3 separate regions of the Homo sapiens genome follow, and regions 2 and 3 are each linked to region 1. A link is a loop called in an ENCODE intact Hi-C map of the cell type or tissue named here. Cell type or tissue: CD4-positive, alpha-beta T cell. All regions are shown on one strand.

What was found. Peaks named below come from ENCODE experiments on the same cell type or tissue, not always from the same donor. Only the 100,000 strongest peaks of a DNase experiment are listed, where the experiment ranks them.
Region 2: a loop joins it to region 1, with 4 times the contacts of the local background. A loop is called at or near these places in 4 of 110 quality-filtered maps.
Region 3: a loop joins it to region 1, with 2.5 times the contacts of the local background. A loop is called at or near these places in 4 of 110 quality-filtered maps.

What each region holds. Positions count from the first base shown.
Region 1 is chr6:137,971,183-137,979,182 of GRCh38, forward strand. No RefSeq gene overlaps it. Among named protein-coding and RNA genes, the nearest start is that of SIMALR, 29 kb to the left of the region's middle. RefSeq lists an enhancer at 4,353-4,462. In CD4-positive, alpha-beta T cell, CTCF peaks have their summits at 4,708 and 4,909; DNase peaks (open chromatin) are centred at 4,329 and 4,659; H3K4me3 peaks cover 700 bases; H3K27ac peaks cover 2,339 bases.
Region 2 is chr6:137,880,048-137,888,047 of GRCh38, forward strand. TNFAIP3 (TNF alpha induced protein 3) reads left to right here. Exons shown (of 9, transcript NM_001270508.2): 8 at 24-205; 9 at 988-3,265. The coding sequence ends at 1,272. Among named protein-coding and RNA genes, the nearest start is that of WAKMAR2, 16 kb to the left of the region's middle. In CD4-positive, alpha-beta T cell, no CTCF peak of the experiment used is centred here; DNase peaks (open chromatin) are centred at 1,414, 1,434, 2,744, 3,704 and 6 weaker places; H3K27ac peaks cover 2,759 bases.
Region 3 is chr6:137,337,707-137,345,706 of GRCh38, forward strand. No RefSeq gene overlaps it. Among named protein-coding and RNA genes, the nearest start is that of IFNGR1, 120 kb to the left of the region's middle. In CD4-positive, alpha-beta T cell, CTCF peaks have their summits at 4,388 (motif pointing right) and 4,590; a DNase peak (open chromatin) is centred at 4,395; H3K4me3 peaks cover 860 bases.

The sequences.
Region 1 (8,000 bases):
TCATCTTCTTCACATTGAGGAGGCTGGGGGGTGGGGGAGGAAAACGAGGTGTTGGTCTTGCTGTCTCAGGGGTGGCAGAAGTGGAAGAAAATCTGCATATAAGTGGATTCACGCAGTCCAACTCGTGTTGTTCAAAGGTCAACTATATAACCCAGTGAAGGATAAATTTGTTATTACACAGTTCTTACAATGGCCATAAGGTCCAGAAAAATCTGACCATCTCTCTTACTAATCTCCACTCACCCACTGACTCCACTCCAGCCATATTGCCTTTCTTGCTGTCCTGGAGATGCACCAGGTATATTCTTGCCTTTGCTAATCCTTCTGACTGGTGCACTCTTAGCCTTGATATTCTCATAGCTGACTCTTTCCCCTCTGTAAAGTGTGTTTACTATTATTCACTACTTGAGAATATTGAATTCTGCTCTAAAAGATGAGAAAAACAATGGGGTGGATGAAATTTCTAAGATTTGTTAAATATAGTATGTACCTTATAAGACATGTTAAAGAGAGATATAATGAATGAGATATAGGATTTGTAAACCACAAAATAATCAAGAGAGCTATCTCTATAAAGAAAGGGATAGAAGAACCAATGGTAAGGTATGGATCATACCACCTCCAGGCTGACAGCTGTGTCACCCCAAACTGCTTGCCCATGGATGATATGTATTGTGGTCCTTCCTCTGACGCCACATGTGTTCCGCCCAGCAGAATCAGAAAAAGCTCCCAGCTGCTCAACAGGCTAATAATATGAGCCACAGCTATTGACCAGGAGTGCTTGGTGCTGAGTCTCTCTAATAAAGCAAGTGTGCATTGGCCATAGGCACCTCTGTCTGCTGAGCTCCAAGTCTGGTCCTTATATCCTCACCATCGGGGGGAAGGCTAGGGGAGAGAAGGGAACACAGGAGGGGGACAAAAAGAAATAGGAAGAGTATATTAACAATGTGTAAGCCAGCATTCATATACTGTGGGTTCTACCTGCTTCTACCTCATTGCAAGTATTTCATATGTTAACTTACAGCATTTCTTTCCTCTTGCTTCTCATCATGTGTTTTAGGTTGATTTGATAATCTGCATGATTTGAACATCCTAATTTGGTCTGTGAGCCTCTGTTCCATGACAGAACAGCTTGCCTGGTACTTGGAGATTCCCATCTTGTTGAGGTAATTTCCCACGACAACCTCCTTCAAGTCTTTGCTTAAATGTCATCTTCTCAATGAGGCTGATGCTGAATGCCCTGCTTAAAAATGGCAGTTTTCCACTGTCAGCCCTCTTAGCCCACTGTGTTATTTTTCCTTTTTCAAATTATTTTCCAACATATATAATTTACTTGTGTATTACAGTCATTGCTTATTGTCTGCTGATGTTGATGTTGGAGCTGATGTTGATTTTCCCACCTTTGTAAACTGTGAACACCTCAGCACCATACTATTTCCTTCACTCAGGCCTGGTGTGTGACAACACCACAACAAATATTTCTGAGCACCCACAGTGTTCCAGGCACTGTTCTGGGAATGTGGGCTATCACCGAATAAAACTCCCAGAGCTTATCCTGAGATAAACTCTTCAGGTTTGTCTGTTTTATTCGATGATAGCCTACATTTCTTGAACAGTGCCTGGAACACAGTAGGCGCTCAAAAATATTTGTTGTGGTGGTGTCACACACCAGCCCTGAGTGAAGGAAATGACATAGTGATGAGGTGCTCACAGTTTATGAAGATGGGAAAATCAACATCAACTCCAACGCCAAGCAACAACAGTGATGAAAAGTTTACACTGCATAGCCCCAGGAAAGGTGGAACAAACCATGGGTAATTTCAGTACAAAAGACAGGAATAAAAGGAAACCCTAATAACCATCTTTGGACATATGGTAAAAATGTTTAATGTTTCTTGTCTCTCATTTCTAGCAGACTTATAAAAAATAGATTTTTAATTGGTGTTATCAGATTAATTTCTAATAAACATTATTTTCTAAACTGAAGATTGCAAATTCCACTGCTTAGAGGGGCTAAGCAAATAATTAAGAGAAGAAAGAAGAGGGTAAAAGAATAGGGCATGATGTGGATACTGGTGAACTGGAAAATCCAGACCCCGTTCATGAGAATAACTCCTCCTTGGCTTCAGCCAAGAGTCGAGACTCAGGAATGTAGGCCTGATGTTGCCACATCTTTTTGTTCAAGAATGTTCAGAAATCCAAATTCTTCCCCCCGCAAACTTTCCAATTTTTAAAACTTGAGCCAAACAAAATACATTATTTTGGCCTTCCAATTGATGACCGCTGGGTTGTATTCAAGGCCCCTGCCCTCTGTTGTCAGCTTCCTTTTTTAGCCTGCATCACTCTCCTTTCTCAACATAGGTCTTCCTCTCCTTGTAGCCATCTTTATCTGATTAGTCAGTTCAGGCTTCTATAACAAATGATTGCAGACTGGTGGCTTCAAAACAAACATTTATTTATTGCAGTTCTAGAGGGTGGGAAGTCCAAGATCAATATGCTGGAGGATCTGGTGTCAGGTGACGGCCTGCATCCTGGTTTGCAGATGGCGGTCTTCTCATTGTATCCTCATATGGCAAAGAGTTGGAGCAGGGGGTGGAGGATGGTGCTAGCTCTTCTTATAAGAACACTAATCCCATAATGAAGGCTCCAACCTCCTGACATAATTACTTCGCAAATGCTCCCTCTCCCAATACCATTACATTAGGGCTACGGTTTCAAATATAAATTTTGGGGGGAACAAACATGCAGTTAATAATAAAACCCTATTCCGGCAGCACCCTTGTGCGGCCAGTGTTCCATTGAAGATTGCCGCTTTATGCCACAGAACCCATCTCATCCCATCTCTCCAATCCTCGGTTCTTTAAATACATACAGATCAAGACCCATCATATCCTCATAATTTCTCAGACCACTCTTATCTACAGCAATGCATCTTAACAATTTTTATGGCTTTTGGATTAAATCATCTATTGCCTTATGACATTGGACAACTTTCCTATGTACGTGTATTGTTTCCCCAACTAGATTGTAAGATTTTCAAGGGTTAGTGGCCAGTACTAGAGCACATACAGTTGTTGGTGTTAGAAAGATTGGGTTTTAATCTGGTTTTGCTATCTATTAATGTAACATTGAGTTAGTGATTAAACTTCTCTCAGCCTCAGTTTTTTTCTCTATAAAATGCAAATAATATTTCTCCATAGAGATGTTGCAAACTTTAAATGAAATGAATAGAACATGGACATCTTGATGAATAAGAAAAGTACCTGGCAATTAACAACGTAATTGTTTTTATTTCTGTAAAAATTCTTACTGCTTTTCATCCCCTGTGATGCTTTGTGTAAGTTTTTGCCCAACAGAATATTTATAATAAGCATATGTTGTTTTCTGATTCATATAAGAGAACGTTGTCTTTGCTACAATAAGGGCATTTTATGCCTGGATTTAATGTTTGGAAATCTCCAACATAGATTTGAAGAGCACACATATCTCTGATGATTCAATAACAATTTTGCCCATAAACAGGACAGTAAGACAGAGAAAACTTTCAGAATTTCCTTCATTCTTGTAATTAGAGTTTATCTAAAACACTGGTTCTCAAATGGAGGAAGAGGGGAGTTTGCTCCCCAGAGGACATTCAGCAATGTCTGGACACATTTTTGGATGTCACAACTGAAGGACGTTACTAGCACTGAGCGGATAGAGAGAGGCCAGGGATTCTGCTAAATATCCTACCATAAGAAGAACAGCTCCCTGCCCCCTAAAAAAAGAATTATTTGGCCCAAGATGTCATTATCGCCAAGGCTGAAAAACCGATCACCATTCCTAAGATCTCTCCCATCCCAGAACTCCCTGCTAAGTCAAATTAATTAGACTGAGGAGAGAGCAAGTTGGTGACGGACCTGAAGAATAGCCCACGTAAGTGGTGGCTGGTCAGTGCAGAGTCAAGCCGCCAGCTCTGGAAGATCTCTTCCCAGCTTGCAGACTTCTGGAAGCGCTGAACTGGAGGCAGCCTTCTCGTTTCCATCACAGGAAGCCATTGCTGTCAATGTGTGTCTGAATACCGTTTATTCCCTTCTTGAGTAATTTCACTTATTTCCCTACACAATGTAAACATGGAAACCAACATTAATGACCTCTTTGAAGGATATTGAAAAAAATCAGTTTTGAATGCAAGCTGGGAATTATGCTAATGTAAGACTTACTTAAAGGGACTAGAAAACTTTGTAAATGTAAATTCATTCTCATAGTTTCCCAAAGAGACAACTGCTTTCATAAGAAGGTCAAATGTCTGTCTTGCACTCACACATCGAGGCTGTGAATAAATGTGGTTATAGCACTGGTTTCCTCCCTCGGAAACTTCCTACATCAGCAGCTTGGTTCTTTTCTTTAGTTAAATATGATCTAGTTGGAGGTGAAGTGTTTTTCTTTTTGCTTTTACTTTCTTTTTAAATTGCTTTCCCTCCCTCAATTTCTCCAGCCCTTTTTTCATCTTTTACTTCATTGCTTTCTCTCATACTTTATTCCTTCCTTTCTTTACAGTTGTAGGAACAAGAAGAAAAATTCTCAGTTATGTTTGCTTTCCAGGCCTCTATTCATTAATACCTGGGCTTTAAAAGGTTTTTTTTCTCTTCTCTTTTATAACATCATGCTGCCATCCTGTGGCAAATTTAAATATTCAGCTAGTCAAAGAAATGCAGCGTTCAAAAATCACTTAAATACCTGAAAATACACAACCATGCAGTTGGAGCCTCAGTCGACCAAGAGTGGATGCCATCTAACATTGTGATTTAAATCCCAAGGCCCAAAGCTATATTTCTCTTTTCCCTGAAGGCTGTGATTTCTCCCAGGAAGGAGGCATACTTTATTTCCAAACTGAGTATAGAAAAATCCAAGTATAGAACAAATTTGGTACGTAGGCCTATGGCATGTTTGAGGTCCTGAGAAGGAACTTCTGTGGTTTTGAGTGTTTAGAGTGATTTTCTCTCAAGTCGCTGGTGCAGATTCAAGATCTGCTATATTAACATGAGGGAACTGCCCAGGTCAGTCGTGGCGTTGATGTCAACCTACATGAGTAGCCAAAAGTCAAATACTTTGGGAAAGACAGAACACAACACAAAAAAGTTAGGGTGATTATTTTTAAAGATCAAAATAGTATTTGCTCAATAAACAAAGCAAATGTCTATTCCATTCTTGTAGCGGGGGTGTGTATCCTCACAAAATGCACAGTTGATATTTAATAAAAGTTCTCAACCATCTGGATTCCTCAAATGATGCTAGACCTCAAACCCAGCAGGTCCAAGATGGAATTCATTCATCCACTTTCTCATTACCAGCCCCCACATATCACCACACTCACAAGTGTGCACTCACACTCACACACACACCCTATGTCAGGAAATGGCATTACCACCACCCAGCTCCTCAAAGCAAAACTCTAGGTGGCCTCCCTGAAACTACCCCCCACCCACCCCACAATCCAGCACTAAGTCCCTTTAACTTTGCCTCTTAATCTCCTCCTTCCTGTCCCCTTCATCCCAGCCTCATTGCTGTAACCCTAGTCCAAGTGACCAACATCTCTGGCCTAGTTTAGAAGCCTCCTTTCCCATCCTGCCTCCCTACACACACAGACACAAACATATGCACATACACACACACAGACATACACAACATAGTCTCCACACTGCAGCCAGAAGATCTCTTTAAAATACAGATCTGACCACGTTACTGTCTTTAAGTCCTTCAAGAGCCTCCCTTGTCCTCAGATTAAAGTCCAAAACCTCTACCCTGGCCCTGAATCCCTGTCTGCCTCCCCAGCCCCTTTTGCCCCATCTATATTTGGTTATTTAAAGCAATCTCTATTTTCCCTGTTACGAGAAGGTAGACGTTATGGACATTGTGTTTGCTACATAGTTAATGCATTGACTTAACCTACCTCTACACATAGCTTTGAGCAAACGTGAGAGAATAGAATATTAGCATGAGGAAGACAATTGGCTCACTGCCCCAGGTTCCAGGTAAGCACCAGACCCAGCCTGGGGCACTTGCTGAGGGTCCCTTAGCTGGTCTAATGGCAGACGTGGAATTAAAGTCCAGTTATTCCAACAACCAACTCTGAGCACTCTCTGTGGTATAAGGAGGGGTGGGACGGGTGTTTCCTTTGGCGCACATGTTGAAGTGAATAAGGGTTGGGGAATTGGGTGCAAGTCTGGTTCTCAGTGCTTTCATTAGCCTGAATCACCTGCTGTTTCCCTCTGCTTGCTTTCTTTTTGTTTGTTTGTTTGTTTGTTTGTTTGAGACAGAGTCTCACTCTGTTGCCAGACTGGAATGCAGGCTCACTGCAACCTCTGCCGCCTTGGTTCAAACGATTCCCCTGCCTCAGCCTCCCAAGTAGCTGGGATTACAGGCGCCCACCACCAAGCCCAGCTAATTTTTGTATTTTTAGTAGAGATGGGGTTTCACCCATGTTGGCCAGGCTGGTCTCAAATTCTTGACCTCAGGCGATCCACCCTCCCAAAGTGCTGGGAGGATTACAGGTGTGAGCCACCGCGCCCGGCTTGCTTGGCTTTTTAACTCTGAGTTCTGTGGCACTCTTTGTTTAGAAACCCTAAACAGTTCGATTCTATGATTGTGTCGTTTTAGGGTGACCATTACAGAGTGGTTTTGATATGCTCCAGAGAAAGGAAAGAGAAAGAAAACTAATGTTGTTATTCCCAGAGTTCACAGCCATTCTAAAACATTTGTTACTCTCCGCAGTCCAAAGATGAGGAAACTTCTTACTTCTCTGGACCAAAATATCCTCATCTTGGACTGGGGAGAGCAACAGATGTTTTTAGATACCAATCTTGATCTCCAGGGAGTGTGTGTCAGACCTCACAGATGGAATGAGGGGCTCTTAGGAGACATTGCGGGGAGTGGGAGACTATCTGATTTTTGCTATTGAATTTGGTCTTGGGAATTGGCTAAAAGCAGAATTTTCCATTCCCCATCACAGGCAGAAGCACAAACCATAAGCTGGACCAAAATTATACAAACTTTTGTTAGGATTCTAGAAACTCTGTACTATGCTAATTTTTGTTATCTGTATTATATTTGTTACTTGTCTTACATATTTGTGATAAGCAATAATTCCTTTAAAATCAAAAGGACCTAATGACTTATCTTCTGAGATGACTAGGAAGGGAGGGAACGTGGGGAAGGAGGGGACCTGGCCCTCAAGGGACAGTAAAGATAAGGAGGACTGAGTCACCGGAGCCTGCTGTAAAGGAAGAACGAAAGAGCCTAGAGGTATGTGCTTGAAAAGAGGCCCTGGGCTGAGTAAGAAGCAGAAAAGCTGTATGAAGTTCTCTGACAGGTGCAGGGCTGATGAGGGAGTCACTGTGGTTCACACCTGGGTGGGAACAACTAATATACCTTTCAAAACCTTCTTCCCATAAAAGAAGAGTTGGTGGATGCCAAGTTTGCTATATGAATGGCATGCTGACTAAAAAGGGCCAGGTTCATCTGAGAGCATGACTGTTCCTGTTCAGGGCCACCTGGACAGTGGTCCGAGGCATCTGATAAATGTGCAGGAACATGTCACTTATTCTTCACTCATTTTTCTCCTCTAAAACCGAGGACTAGTAGCCACCAGTCTGGGCAACTGGTACAAAGGTGAGTCACAGTCATCAAAAGCCGTAGGCTGTATTCCGCACATTAATCTTTTACCCGCTGTGTTGCATTTATCATGCACCATACATTTAAGGGAAGTCATTTTTGAGGCACGCCAGTGTTAATCTTTCTTTTTTTTTTTTTTCTGAGATGAAGTCTCGCTCTGTGGCCCAGGCTGGAGGGCAGTGGCGCGATCTCAGCTCACTGCAACCTCCACCTCCCGGGTTCAAGCAGTTCTCTGCCTCAGCCTCCTGTGTAGCTGAGATTACAGGTATGTGCCACCACGCCTGGCTAATTTTTGTTTTTGTTTTGTTTTGTTTTGAGATGGAGTCTCGCTCTGTCACCCAGGCTGG
Region 2 (8,000 bases), 91 kb before region 1:
AACTAGCATCCATTCTCATGTAGATTTTGCTGCTGCCTCAGGGAAAGTCAGTCCCACAGCGTCCAGGTTCCAGAACACCATTCCGTGCCTGGGGAGGGAATGCGGCACCCTTGGAAGCACCATGTTTGAAGGATACTGCCAGAAGTGTTTCATTGAAGCTCAGAATCAGAGATTTCATGAGGCCAAAAGGACAGAAGAGCAACTGGTGAGACACTTGGAGGAGCTTTCCCTCCCTCCCGTGTGTTCGATGCTTTTTGCTGGAGCGTTTTCTACCGACAGTGACAAGCAGGCTTTCCTCTCTGCCAGGTTCTGTCTCCTCATGATAAAGGATTAATTCAGAACCTGAAGGGGAATGTCCATGTCACTGTGGCTCCCCAGGTCCGAAATGCTACCTCCAATTTTCATGCTCCAAGTATGCTTTCAAATTTATTTTAAAAACAAAGAAACACAGCCATTGCATAAAACTTCTTCAAGCCTCCAAAAAGCCAGATGGTGATCAGAGGCTTCTTTGATTTGTAAGAGAAGCACAGACATCTAAAAAGCAGCCCTTCTTAAATAATCCTTTATCATAAGGAGCGAACAGACAGAGCTTCCCAGGGGCCTGCCTCCACCTAATGGCGCGTCAGAAAAGCCAGCTTTGACAGATAGGTGTGTCGCCTGTTGCTCACAGAATGGTAGGGAAGCTATGTAAGAACAGTGGTTTTTGGTCCCAACAGAAGAGAGCCAGGGAAAGTTTGCAGGCCAACTTAGGCTTGGCGGTTTTCCTCAGCCTCCCTGGGGGCCAAGTCAGCTTTCCTTGAGACTGGAAAGAAACATCCTTCGAGAGCTCTGGCTCATAGACTGCAATGCTCTCCTGTTCCCTTGCTCAGGCAGGTAAAGCTCTTTGTAGACTCCACACTCTCCAATGAGATTTCATTGTGCTCTCCCTAAGAAATGTGAGCAATAGTTTCCTGACTTTTTAATGATCTGCCTGTTCTTTCCACTCAGAGATCGAGCCAGCGCAGAGATGTGCCTCGAACCACACAAAGCACCTCAAGGCCCAAGTGCGCCCGGGCCTCCTGCAAGAACATCCTGGCCTGCCGCAGCGAGGAGCTCTGCATGGAGTGTCAGCATCCCAACCAGAGGATGGGCCCTGGGGCCCACCGGGGTGAGCCTGCCCCCGAAGACCCCCCCAAGCAGCGTTGCCGGGCCCCCGCCTGTGATCATTTTGGCAATGCCAAGTGCAACGGCTACTGCAACGAATGCTTTCAGTTCAAGCAGATGTATGGCTAACCGGAAACAGGTGGGTCACCTCCTGCAAGAAGTGGGGCCTCGAGCTGTCAGTCATCATGGTGCTATCCTCTGAACCCCTCAGCTGCCACTGCAACAGTGGGCTTAAGGGTGTCTGAGCAGGAGAGGAAAGATAAGCTCTTCGTGGTGCCCACGATGCTCAGGTTTGGTAACCCGGGAGTGTTCCCAGGTGGCCTTAGAAAGCAAAGCTTGTAACTGGCAAGGGATGATGTCAGATTCAGCCCAAGGTTCCTCCTCTCCTACCAAGCAGGAGGCCAGGAACTTCTTTGGACTTGGAAGGTGTGCGGGGACTGGCCGAGGCCCCTGCACCCTGCGCATCAGGACTGCTTCATCGTCTTGGCTGAGAAAGGGAAAAGACACACAAGTCGCGTGGGTTGGAGAAGCCAGAGCCATTCCACCTCCCCTCCCCCAGCATCTCTCAGAGATGTGAAGCCAGATCCTCATGGCAGCGAGGCCCTCTGCAAGAAGCTCAAGGAAGCTCAGGGAAAATGGACGTATTCAGAGAGTGTTTGTAGTTCATGGTTTTTCCCTACCTGCCCGGTTCCTTTCCTGAGGACCCGGCAGAAATGCAGAACCATCCATGGACTGTGATTCTGAGGCTGCTGAGACTGAACATGTTCACATTGACAGAAAAACAAGCTGCTCTTTATAATATGCACCTTTTAAAAAATTAGAATATTTTACTGGGAAGACGTGTAACTCTTTGGGTTATTACTGTCTTTACTTCTAAAGAAGTTAGCTTGAACTGAGGAGTAAAAGTGTGTACATATATAATATACCCTTACATTATGTATGAGGGATTTTTTTAAATTATATTGAAATGCTGCCCTAGAAGTACAATAGGAAGGCTAAATAATAATAACCTGTTTTCTGGTTGTTGTTGGGGCATGAGCTTGTGTATACACTGCTTGCATAAACTCAACCAGCTGCCTTTTTAAAGGGAGCTCTAGTCCTTTTTGTGTAATTCACTTTATTTATTTTATTACAAACTTCAAGATTATTTAAGTGAAGATATTTCTTCAGCTCTGGGGAAAATGCCACAGTGTTCTCCTGAGAGAACATCCTTGCTTTGAGTCAGGCTGTGGGCAAGTTCCTGACCACAGGGAGTAAATTGGCCTCTTTGATACACTTTTGCTTGCCTCCCCAGGAAAGAAGGAATTGCATCCAAGGTATACATACATATTCATCGATGTTTCGTGCTTCTCCTTATGAAACTCCAGCTATGTAATAAAAAACTATACTCTGTGTTCTGTTAATGCCTCTGAGTGTCCTACCTCCTTGGAGATGAGATAGGGAAGGAGCAGGGATGAGACTGGCAATGGTCACAGGGAAAGATGTGGCCTTTTGTGATGGTTTTATTTTCTGTTAACACTGTGTCCTGGGGGGGCTGGGAAGTCCCCTGCATCCCATGGTACCCTGGTATTGGGACAGCAAAAGCCAGTAACCATGAGTATGAGGAAATCTCTTTCTGTTGCTGGCTTACAGTTTCTCTGTGTGCTTTGTGGTTGCTGTCATATTTGCTCTAGAAGAAAAAAAAAAAAGGAGGGGAAATGCATTTTCCCCAGAGATAAAGGCTGCCATTTTGGGGGTCTGTACTTATGGCCTGAAAATATTTGTGATCCATAACTCTACACAGCCTTTACTCATACTATTAGGCACACTTTCCCCTTAGAGCCCCCTAAGTTTTTCCCAGACGAATCTTTATAATTTCTTTCCAAAGATACCAAATAAACTTCAGTGTTTTCATCTAATTCTCTTAAAGTTGATATCTTAATATTTTGTGTTGATCATTATTTCCATTCTTAATGTGAAAAAAAGTAATTATTTATACTTATTATAAAAAGTATTTGAAATTTGCACATTTAATTGTCCCTAATAGAAAGCCACCTATTCTTTGTTGGATTTCTTCAAGTTTTTCTAAATAAATGTAACTTTTCACAAGAGTCAACATTAAAAAATAAATTATTTAAGAACAGATTGTGATGTTTTCAATTGATGAATGCTGAAAGAAAAAGAAAGGCTTGGATATTAAGACTGTGCTTCCTAAGCAGCTTTATTTTGAGGTGCACCTGAGCAATGCACACATCTCTCATCCATGGTAGCAAGGCAGCTTTTCATAAATAATAACTGTATGAGGTCCAGGCCCAGTCCTCAAGCACAAGCCCCCGCTTGACAATGAAGACACTCTTCCTCTGATGGGAAGAGGAAAGGGATGCTAGGACCCTGTGGCCCTTTTAAGCTTCCTGCCCTAAACTTTTATAAAGTGAAGAAAGAGAAAACAAGAGGGAGGAGGAGGGAAAGACAGGAAAGAGAGAAGTAGGCAGGCAGGAAGGAAGACTGATGTAAGATCTCCTGGGTCAGACAAAGCAGAGGAGGCAGCGTGGCTGTGCTGGCTGCCAGAACCAGGAAATTAAAAAATAACACATTCCTCCATGCGCAAGCCTTCATCCCCACCTCCCATCCAGTACAAATGGACTCACAGACGACTGATTCAGCAGGACTGCGCAGCTCCCAGAATCTACTTTTTTAAGCTCCTCGGGTGATCTGGATGATCAGCCAGATTTTAGAATCACACTTTAAAAAATATATTTATAATTTTTTTTTAACTTTTTAAAAGTAGAAAACTTTAATAAGAAAGTGACAAGTACTATAAAGAGCCACTCTATAGCCATCCTCCAGTTTCAATAATTACCAACGTTCTGCCCAATTTGTTTCATCTATCACATCCTCTTTTTTGTTTTTCCTGGACTACTTGAAAGCAAATCCCAGATATTGTGTCTTCATACCCATAAATATTTCAGTGTGCACCTCTAATTGAATAGAATATGTCCTTTTAACATAACCACCATTATCAGAGCCAGCTAAATTATTTTATTCTTTAATATCCAAATTCCAAGTATGTATTCTAATTTCTCAGTTTATCCACCATACAAGACAAAGTCTTATTGCTTTCGTTTAGTAAGGATCTTTTCTTTTTTTTTTAATGTTTAGCAATATTTATTAGGACGTATACCTACCTTATGATCCAAAAATTCCAATCCTAGGTATACACTCAATGGTATACACTCTACTCCTAGCTATACACCCATAAAACAGAAATGCATGCATATGTTCACCAAAATATGGTACTAAAATGTTCATCTCAGCAGTATTCATAATAGCTCCAAACTACAAACGATCCAAATGTTCATTAACAGGAGAAAAGAGAAATATATTGTGGTATATTCATATAATGGATTATCATATAGCAGTAAGAGTGAATAGGCACCTGTAGTTCCAGCTACTCAGGAGGCTGAGGTGGGAGAACTGCTTAAGGCTACAGTGAGTTATAAGGCTCTATTTATTTATTTATTTATTTTTGAGACAGAGTCTTTTTTAAATTTTTTTTTATTATACTTTAAGTTCTGGGATACATGTGTAGAACGTTCAGGTTTGTTACATAGGTATACATGTGCCATAGTGGTTTGCTGCACCCATCAACCCATCATCTACATTAGGTATTTCTACTAATGCTGTGCCTCTCCTAGCCCCCCTACCCCGTGACAGGCCCCAGTGTGTGATGTTCCCTTCCCTGTGTCCATGTGTTCTCATTGTTCAACTCCCACTTATAAGTGAGAACATGCAGTGTCTGGTTTTCTGTTCCTGTGTTAGTTTGCTGAGAATGATGGTTTCCAGCTTCATCCATGGCTTTGCAAAGGACATGAACTCATCCTTTTTTATGGCTGCATAGTATTCCATGGTGTATATGTGCCACATTTTCTTTATCCAGTCTATCATTGATGGGCATTTGGTTGGTTCCAAGTCTTTGCTATTGTGAATAGTGCCCCAATAAACATACATCATACATGTGCATGTGTCTTTATAGTAGCATGATTTATAATCCTTTGGGTATATACCCAGTAATGGGATTACTGGGTCAAGTCGTATTTCTGGTTCTAGATCCTTGAGGAATTGCCACACTGTCTTCTACAATGATTGAACTAATTTACACTCTCACCAACAGTGTAAAAGCATTCCTATTTCTCCACATGCTCTCCAGCTTGTGATGTTTCCTTTTTTTTTTTTTTTTTTTAGATGGAGTCTCACTCTGCTGTCACCCAGGCTGGAGTGCAGTGGTGTGATCTCAGCTCACTGCAACCTCCATCTCCCGGGGTCCAAGCGATTCTCCTGCTTCAGCCTCCTGAGTAGCTGGCACTACAGGCACCCGCCACCATGCCTAGCTAATTTTTATATTTTTAGTAGAGACGGGGTTTCACCATATTGGCCAGGCTGCTTTCGAACTCCTGACTTTATGATCCACCTGCCTGGACCTCCCAAAGTGCTGGGATTACAGGCATGAACCACCATGCCCGGCATTTCCTGACTTTTTAATGATCGCCATTGTAACTGGCATGAGATGGTATCTCATTGTGGTTTTGATTTGCGTTTCTCTAGTGACCAGTGATGATGAACTTTTTCTCATATGTTTTTTGGCCGCATAAATGTCTTCTTTTGAGAAATGTCTGTTCATATCCTTCACCCACTTTTTGATGTTTTTTTTTTTTCTTGTAAATTAGTTTAAGTTCTTCGTAGATTCTGGATATTAGCCCATTGTCAGATGAGTAGATTGCAAAAATTTTCTCCCATTCTGTAGGTTGCCTGTTCACTCTGATGATAGTTTCTTTTGCTGTGCAGAAGCTCTTTAGTTTAATTAGATTCCATATGTCAATTTTGGCTTTTGTTGCCATTGCTTTTGGTGTTTTAATCATGAAGTCTTTGCCCATGCCTATGTCCTCAATGGTATTGCCTACGTTTTCTTCTAGGGTTTTTATGGTTTTAGGTCTTACAGTTAAGTCTTTAATCCATCTTGAGTTAATTTTTGTATAAGGTGTAAGGAAGGGGTTCACTTTCAGTTTTCTGCATATGGCTAGCCAGTTTTCCCAGCACCATTTATTAAATAGGGAATCCTTTCCCCATTTCTTGTTTTTGTCAGGTTTGTCAAAGATCACATGGTTGTAGATGTGTGGTGTTATTTCTGAGGCCTCTATTCTGTTCCGTTGGTCTATATATCTGTTTTGGTACCAGTGCCATGCTGTTTTGGTTACTGTAGCCTTGTAGTATAGTTTGAAGTCAGGTAGCATGATGCCTCCAGCTTTGCTCTTTTTGCTTAGGATTATCTTGGCTATATGCGTTCTTTTTTGGTTCCATATGAAATTTAAAGTAGAACCACCATGCTCAGAATTTCCTGACTTTTTAATGATCGCCATTGTAACTGCCATAAGATGGTATCTCATTGTGGTTTTGATTTGCATTTCTCTAGTGACCAATGATGATGAGTTTTTTCTCATATGTTTGTTGACTGCATAAATGTCTTCCTTTGAGAAATGTCTGTTCATATCCTTCACCCAATTTTTGATGGGGTTTTTTTTTCTTGTAAATTTGTTTAAGTTCTTTGTAGATTCTGGATATTAGCCCGTTGTCAGATGAGTAGATTGCAAAAATTTTCTCCCATTCTGTAGGTTACCTGTTCACTCTGATGATAGTTTCTTTTGCTGTGCAGAAGCTCAGAATTTTTCTAATTCTGTGAAGTAAGTCAATGGTAGCTTAATAGGGACAGCATTGAATCTATAAATTACTTTGGGCAGTATGGCCATTTTCACAATATTGATTCTTCTTATCCATGAGCATGAAATGTTTTTCCATTTGTTTGTGTCCTCTCTGATTTCCTTGAGCAGTGGTTTGTAGTTCTCCTTGAAGAGGTCCTTCACATCCCTTGTAAGTTGTATTCCTAGGTATTTTATTCTTTTTGTAGCAATTGTGAATAGGAGTTCACTTATGATTTGGCTCTCTGTTTGTCTATTATTGGTGTATAGGAATGTTTGTGATTTTTGCACATTGATTTTGTATCCTGAGACTTTGCTGAAGTTGCTTATCAGCTTAAGGAGATTTTGGGCTGAGACGATGGGGTTTTCTAAATATACAATCATGTCATCTGCAAACAGAGACAATTTGACTTCTTCTCTTCCTATTCGAATACTCTTTATTTCTTTCTCTTGCTTGATTGCCCTGGCCAGAACTTCCAACACCATGTTGAATAGGAGTGGTGAGAGAAGGCATCCGTGTCTTGTGCTCATTTTCAAAGGAAATGCTTCCAGCTTTTGCCCATTCAGTATATTAGCTATGGATTTGTTATAAATAGCTCTTATTATTTTGAGATATGTTCCATCAATACCTAGTTTGTTGAGAGTTTTTAGCATGAAGGGGTGTTGAATTTTGTTGAAGGCCTTTTCTGCATCTGTTGAGATAATCATGTGGTTTTTGTCATTGGTTCTGTTTATGTGATGGATTACATTTATTGATTTGCATATGTTGAACCAGCCTTGCATCCTAGGGATGAAGCCAACTTGATCGTGGTGGGTAAGCTTTTTGATGTGCTGCTGGATTCAGTTTGCCAGTATTTTATTGAGGGTTTTTGCATTGTTGTTCATCAGGGATATTGGCCTGAAATTTTCTTTTTTGGTTATGTCTCTGCCAGCTTTTGGTATCAGGATGATGCTGGCCTTAAAATAAGTTAGGGAGGAGTCCCCTTTTTCTATTGTTTGGAATAGTTTCAGAAGGAATGGTACCAGCTCCTCTTTGTACCTCTGGTAGAATTCGGTGGTGAATCCTCCTGGTCCTGGGCTTTTTTTTGGTTGATAGGCTATTAATTACTCCCTCAATTTTAGAACTTG
Region 3 (8,000 bases), 630 kb before region 1:
AAGACTTTGCCTCTAAACTTGGAGATGACACCATTCTCCAGAGACAGATAGATCACTGTGGTCATCTGAACAGTGGGTGAGAACATCTGGAACACCTGGAATAGGGTAGGCAGGAAGTAGGCACTCAACGCATGTTTTAAATGGTTGTTACAAATTATTGTTATTGATTGCTACTTATAGAGCAGTTTCCCTGAGTCTAACTCTGTGTAATTTTTTTTCTGATCTTCCTAACCATCCTGCAAGATATAAATTATTTCCATTTTTTGATAGGAAAACTGACTCGACAAGCAAGTCACATGCATGGCTATTCAATGGCAGAACTGGAGCCTGTCCTTGGGTCTGCTTGGTTCCAAGGACTGTGCTTTTCCCTCTGTTCACCTTATCTGAGCAGCCTGTCTGCCAGAATGATGTGTTGTCACCGTTTCTGGGTAGCGTGAGGGCCTGGTAGGGTTCTCCTTTGCTGTATGCCATTGGATCTGCAGTGTGATCCCAGGACCGAGATGGAGATCTGGGGCCAGTGCACAACGTGGGCCAGGCAGTGCATCTCACCATAGCTGTCTCCTCCTGGACCCGATTTTTACTCAAACCACTGGGAAGTGTCAATAGTTAGTCAAAGGCCTTCATTTTCTTGAACTTTATGTCAGTTGTACAGTAGTCTTATCACTGGATTCCGTCTTTCCACAGCATAGCTGTGTAAATGTGGTCAAGTGATTCCGTTATACATGAAGATGGTTGTGCTGTACACAAATGATGCACTTTTTATTCATATAAAAGGCAATCTGTCAAAATGTTCAGTGCTGCTCAATGAAGAAAGAATTTTGGGTGTTTATTTCTTCTTTCTGCTTTTTTATATTTTCACACTAACACACAAATATCTGTTTTGATATATATTTGAGAAATAGTAAAATATAATGGAATCATACACACTTTAGTCGGGCAAATTGGGTTAAAATCTGAGCTCCATGACAGTAGAGCAATTCATTAGATTCTATGAAACTCAGTTCTCTCAGCTTTAAAAAGAAGAGAATGATCTAGTCCTTATAGGATTTTTGTGAAGACTGAGGGTAATAATGTGTGTAAAGTTCTTAGCATAATGCCTGGCACACACTAATCATAATTACCAATACTTACAGAGTGATTCCTATGTACCAGACACTTAACTCATTCAATGCTCACTTATAAGACAAGAGTTCCTATTTTATAGGGAATCCTTGTCAGTCTCCTCTCTCAGGTTTGGAAACCAAGGAGCTAGGAGGTCACTTATGTTGCCTAAGCAGCAAGAGGTGGTGGAGTGGAAACAGAACGGAGGTAATTTGGCTCTCGAAGCTTCTCCCTTAATCACAATACAACAATGCTCTCAATGATACTGTTCTCGGTAATATTCCTCTCAGCCATAGACACCTAGTGAATGCTGGTATACACCATCCCCTTTCCTTATTAGCCAGATGATCTGTTTCTGTGGATCATTCATTTTTGGTATAGTTGGTGTTTAAAAGTCAAAGAAAAACACAGAACCTCCTTTAAAAAACTATTGGCTTGAGTGTGACATCTCTTGTGAAGAAGACTTGAAAAGTAACTACTTAATCATTCCTCCTTCTGTTTTTAACAATTTTCTTTAGTTCCTTTTGCACAAGTCTCCTACATAAACAAGTAGCATCTGATCTCTATGGGAAGACACTTATCTTAATGCATTTTAGTTGCAATTAGTTTTACTAAAGTAAAAACACCATGCTACGTGGCAAAAAAGAATGAGCCATTTGCTATTAATGGGGAAAACAAAACCTCCTTTAACATCATCAGGATTTTAAAATACCTGTTTTTAGCCTACTGACTGATTCAATGTGCTGGAGTTCCATAGAAGAAATAAGAAGGACAAGCATTTTTAATAATCTTGCAATTATTTATAGAAAATTTAATTTTTTTTTGCTTCAGCATGAGAAAATGACAGATGGCAAAAACACCAAATTTATGTCCATTGGTTGCAAAAGACAATGGGTGTTACATATCATTTAAATAACATTCAACAGTGGAAGGAGTCCATCCTCCTTACTGTGCACTTAGCTAAGAGAAATGTGTTATAGGTATTCCACTATATTCTCTTAAAGCAACCATCATTACTCGAGATGTTGGCTTTTTTCTGAATAGTACTCTTACGAAAAAGGCTGAGAGTTTTATATTAACACAAGAATAATTATTTACATTGTTGTCTTTTTATTTAGCTGTTTTAACAGTATGCTAATGACAGGAAGAAAACATACATATAAAATATTGTAAGCATCAGGACATGGTAGGAGAGAGTAAGTCTGGCTCCTGACCATGAAATTTCTTTCTGTGGTTGCCTTCTTAATGGCATCTCTTAAGGTCAGTGGCTTTGAATTCTCCCAATTGTATGAGGTCACTCTGGCAGCACTGACCAAGTAGAAAATATTCAGCTAGAGAACACAATAGCAGAAGTCACCCTTTAAGTGTCCTGCCTTCTATATCATGCAATTGACTCCAAGGCTCCCCACTAAGATGTCACTGTTTGACCAGTTTGCTTTAAAACAGCTTAATTAGCTGAAAGGAAAGCTATGTCTGAGCACGTTTGTGAGCAAAAAACAAAAAGCTCTCTCTTTTCAGAAAGCTCATGCTCTATCTTGTCGGAAATTTTTGGTTCTGAAACAAAACAACATTCCTTTCATACACAGTCAAGTCCCTGACAACAAATTTTTCTGGATCAGAAAATATCTGGTTTGGAGTTATCTCTTTGTGGACATTTGGTTCGTGTTCTGTATAACTAGGTTTGTGTTGGGACCCACAGTCGTATATGGCATTACTAGGGGAATTCTTGCCAAACGCATTTTTAGTTTATTTCCTTGACCTAGCAAGGAGATACTGCTTTCTTTGCATAAGGGCTATGTAGGCTTTCTGATTAAAATCTACTGAACTTTGTAGTAATGGCAGTAACATCAAAGTAACTTAAGTGCTAACATCAAAAACAATCTCATTCCACTTAGTTCATTTGCTTCTCATTAAACATTTTTTTTAAAAAGTTCCAAAGAAACAACTCAGATTTAATTCCTGGCATGACACGTCAAGAAAATCTGTGTCATAATACTTCAACATGGACCTAATTCAACATGGACCTCTTGCACAAATGCACGCATACCACCTGCTATCTCTGGACGTAGAGCCCCGCAGAGAACATGGGAAGGTATATTTAGGGCCCATCTTAAGTTGTTTAAATGCAAGAGAAAATGCCTAGGCTGACAGTGAATGACACTCGTTCTTTTTTGCATGTATTGCTGTGGCTAAACCCATCTGAGAGACACAGGAAACCTGTGTTTTCATTTGTCAAGGCAAATTGACAAGAATTGTTTTCATTTTGATGGGGCTGATGAAAGCATCTACAGAAATCTTGAACTCATGTGAAGGGGTGCCACAGGCAAGCCAGGGAATTGTTACGGAAAAGAGAGAACAACCTATCCCTTTACTACAGCGTTTCAGAAAGCGTTGTGGATTTTTTTTTTAAGTCACAGAAGAAAATCCCCATGCCCCAAACAATATTCTACTGTAAAAACCAAATACTTCCAACAATTAACCACTGCAATATGGCCTGCCTACTCATCCAATTTCTTTCATAGTCTCTTGTCTCGATGCTGATTATCCAATGAGCACATAAATTTCCAGTCGACTCTAGTTTTTTTTTTCACAACTTCTAAGTTATAATGAGCACCAAATTCCAACCAAAGTACATTTTTAAAAATTGCTCTGAGCTCCATAATTTGGGATATCTCTGTAAAATTGTGTGTGTATGTGTGTGTGTGTGTGTGTATGTTGCAAACCTATCTCGAGAACATCTAAATTGTGGTTTGCAAAAACTCAAAAATGATGACACCCTTTGTAAAGTAACATTGGATTTTAAATTGCAATCATAACTTCATTTTTTTAATGGAGAGAAGGATGACTAAATTAGGAGAAAAGTCTATAATCAGGAATATAAATCTTGCACTGATTTCTGGAGGTCACCAGATGAACCAATGCAGCCTTCACACACATCTGCTGTTTTGGCAACTGCTGCCTTTTTCGAGGATACTCATTGGCTCCCGCTAATCATATGCGAGGCCTCCTGGAAGCGATTTGTGCCTCTCCGGGCTGAAACCGGGCAGAGCCTGGAACGAGGCTGCATTGCTCAACTCAAGCTACCACATCGAGCTGCGTGCCACCTTCCAAAGGCCAACAGGCCGGGTGTTGCAGGGGGAGTGCGATGTGGCTGCAGGGTGGGCAGCTGACAATAACCTTTCAAAGCAGGGGGGAGCAGGTTTTCCAGAGCCACTGGAAGGCTGGCATGCAGCCCGCTGGAAGGAGCCAGTATTTTCAGGAGAGGGGTTCATGCCCACAAGGTGGCATCATTGGTGCCAACTTCAGACGGAGGCCCTGGGCTAGTTTATCTTTGGAGGTGATGTGCTTTGCGGGTAGATCAGGGTGAAGTCAGAAAAAACATTCACGTGAAATAATTCACACCTTAATGAAGCTGATTCTTTTAATACACATAAACAGCAGTGAGGAGAATGGCAAATAGCATTGCTTTCTCACTGGCTATTGTGCTGTCAGGCAAGAAGCCAAAGGCCAAGTGCCCTGGACAGAACTGGCTATAAATTAATAATAATAGATATTGGACACCCATCTGTCATGGAACACACCTCTAATAAATGACTGTGATTGTAAACTGTTGACTTTCTTAATGGCTAACAGAGTGATGCACTTCCTGGGTTCCAGGCTGAGCTCAGATTCTGCATCTGCAAGTTCTGAACTGGGAACTGGAATAAAAACATACTTTTTTCCATTTGTAAAAAGCTACAAAATATTGTCTGTATGTTTAATAATGCAGAGAAATAAGGTACTAGAGCCTTTTGCATCAGTGCAGACTTGGGAAGAGTGTAATTCAAGTGCAAGAGTCTGTTCGTGACTGGTTTCTTGCTTTTTGCATTCTGATCAATTCCCTTTCCATTAAATAATGATAGTTTCACCTTATCTGTGAAACTTTCTTCAGGTTAGGGAAGATCAGCCTCACTGAGTTATGCAGATACAGGATATAAGTATAGTCCTCTAGAAAACAGTTCCTCATTAAAGTATCCTAAAGCGAACAAAATCCTTTGCTATAGGTTACTTTCATTTTCATAACGGATAATCGTGTTTTATGTTTATAGTTTTATGTCATCTTGCGTTTAAAGATGCACATATCTGCTTTATGGAGCGGCTTGGTCTTAACTGAAGCTGGCCACTTCACACATTTGCCCAGCTCTGGAGGCAGGCAGGCTGGGGTTACACTTGCGAGCACACTGCCTTTGGCAAGGAGCCTGGAGGACGGGTGCGGGTGAGGGGCTGAGGGGAGGGGGGAAGTGTAGAGTTCTCCCAGCAGAGCAGGGGTGAACCCTGGCTGAGCGTCCACTGAAGGAAGCCCGCCGAGCCTTTGTGCCTTGACATCATTCAAGAAGGGGAGAAAATAAAGAGAATAAAAAAGATCTACTATTTTTGAAAGCTCCCCTCATATTTCACTATTTTATTTAACTCCGCTCCCCTCTACTCTTATTTTCATCTCTCCAAAAACATAAAGAGTTGGTGAAGACAATAGGGCGAGAACATGCTTCTAGTGTCCATATATTCAAATCTCTCTTAAGGTCCAGAACTTCACTCCAACACTGATGTAAAATAGGTATTTTTCTAAGAAGTGTATTTACGCCACATGATATATTGTCTCTGAGTCACTCATGTACCCATAAAATGTTTTCATGCTACTTTCAAACTGTAGAATTACTTTCTGGTGGGCTATCTTTTCAGATAACAAAGTTAAACATTTCTGAAGTTAATATGATATTTGCTTAAAGGTGCTTTGTTATATACTTTGATCTCTGAGTAATAATAACATGACCAAAAAATGGTCTCTAGATCTCTTTAATAATTTATAACTTCTATGTCCTCACTGAGAATGGGTCCTCCTTTCATTACCTTTACCCAGGTTTCTTGTGGATAATTACTGAGAAAAAAATAAAGAACTTATTAAGAAAATTGTGGTGGAAATGGTGGCGGGAAGGAGAAATGCGCACATAATTTTTTATTGCTATTATCATTATATTATTTTTACTAAGATGGCGATACATGCAGAGAGATGTTTATCTCAAAAGAAGCTCAGAAAACTCGATCTTAACTGAAGAATACAAATGTGTGAAGTCACCGAAGGAATGATTGTATTTTTAAGGCTATTTTAAAAGAGAATTTTACCCTGAAGATGGGTACATCTAATAAGTATCAAGAAAAAATTAATTATAAAAAGGACTGTATTAGCCAGTTGTTAATTTGTTAAATTGAGATCATTGTTAAATGCACTTATGCTGACATTTTCACTGGCAAAGTCTTAGCTATAAGAAATACAGTAGTAGGTGCATTAGTTTTTTTGACACATCTCTATGCAGATTAATATATATGACTCAAGTATTATGCTTTTAGCTTGTCAAAGAATGATACTAAACCACTTATAGTTTTTGTTACATCTGAGCTGGTAATAATTTGTATAAAATATGTATAAGAGAATAAACTGAAAAGTTAAAAGAGTAAATCTAAAGCCACGGGAATCATGAAAGTGCAGGGCAACTTATTTATGTGTGTATAAAAATAGTTTTCTTTTTATTACTTCCTTATTACCTATAAAAGACACCTATTTGGATATATACTTATTTAATCTTAGCTTAAATAAAGGAAATCAGATTCCTATGTTATTGTCTTTGCTGCTTATGTTTACTCCAACTTGTATTCTCCAGATTTCTTGAGATTTCTCAAACCTCTGACAAAGCCCACCCATATACGACAAGGACAGAAACCTTCTTTCCACTGAGCAGGCTAAGCAGAGAACAGACACCAACAGCGTGGTTGAGGTTTGCTGAATGTAGGGATCAGGGCTTGGGGTAGCAGAACCCAGTGGGGTTGGGGGTATGTTGGTTGTGCCGCAGTGGTCATGTCAGTATCCAGGTCAGCTCTGTGGAACGCTCAGAACCTGGGAGGCTGGACAGTCTTCTTCCTGGTGTGTCTGGGGTTGGTGGTCCAAGATTAAAATCAAGGCAGCTCAGGCACAGGGTGAGCACCCTTGCTTTCCTGATTAGTCCTTCCTGAGCATCCTCCTCTCCTACAGTGCCCCATATAGCAGGCTGAATCTCCTTGCACCTTACAGGAAGGAAACTTACTTCCCTGAGATCCTTCTTGGAGTTTCAACAGGAGATCCATACTTACATTCCCATGTATTCTCTGTGGGATGGGATTGCACAGGTGGTGGATAACTGGGCCAACCCGAGAACACAACCAGAAACCAATCACATGTCAGGGGACTCCTCTCTTTCCTTTTGGGCACATGCCTTTTCTCTTCTGAATTGCCAAGGAAGGCTGGAAGTACCTACTTTGAGGATGCCCATACATAAAACATTTGATAGACTGAAAGTCAAAAGGAAACAGATAAAAGAGTCTGGTAGGGTAGAAAAGAAAGCTGCCAAAGGAACTTCCAAGGTTCAATTTCTTTCCTCTTAGATATGTGACTCTGTGGTGTACACAACCTTAAGGCATAATTTCTGGCCCAAAAGCAAAGAGGAAGCGATTCTGCTTTTGTAGTGTGGAGGTGAACACTAGCTGTGCCAAAATGTCCTTGAAAATACCTTCTGTATTTTATACAGGGGAAGAAGGAACAGAAAATGAATCACCTATGATGTTCCTTGTCTGCAGCAGAAAGAGAAAGTGATTTATTAGCTTTTTATTCCAATTTATAGAAAGGTATGAAAAATAAATTTGATGAGAATACCTGGAGCATACTAATTAAGCAAGTCTATAATTTCCCAAGCTGTCCTCTATTGGCTCTTTTTATGAAAGTGTTCCTTTCATACCAATGCAACCTCTCACAATAAAGCAGGATTTCTAGTCAAAACGTTTGTCCGCTGTGATGCTGACAGCTGCCCAGTGGGATGGGGTCATATAACAGC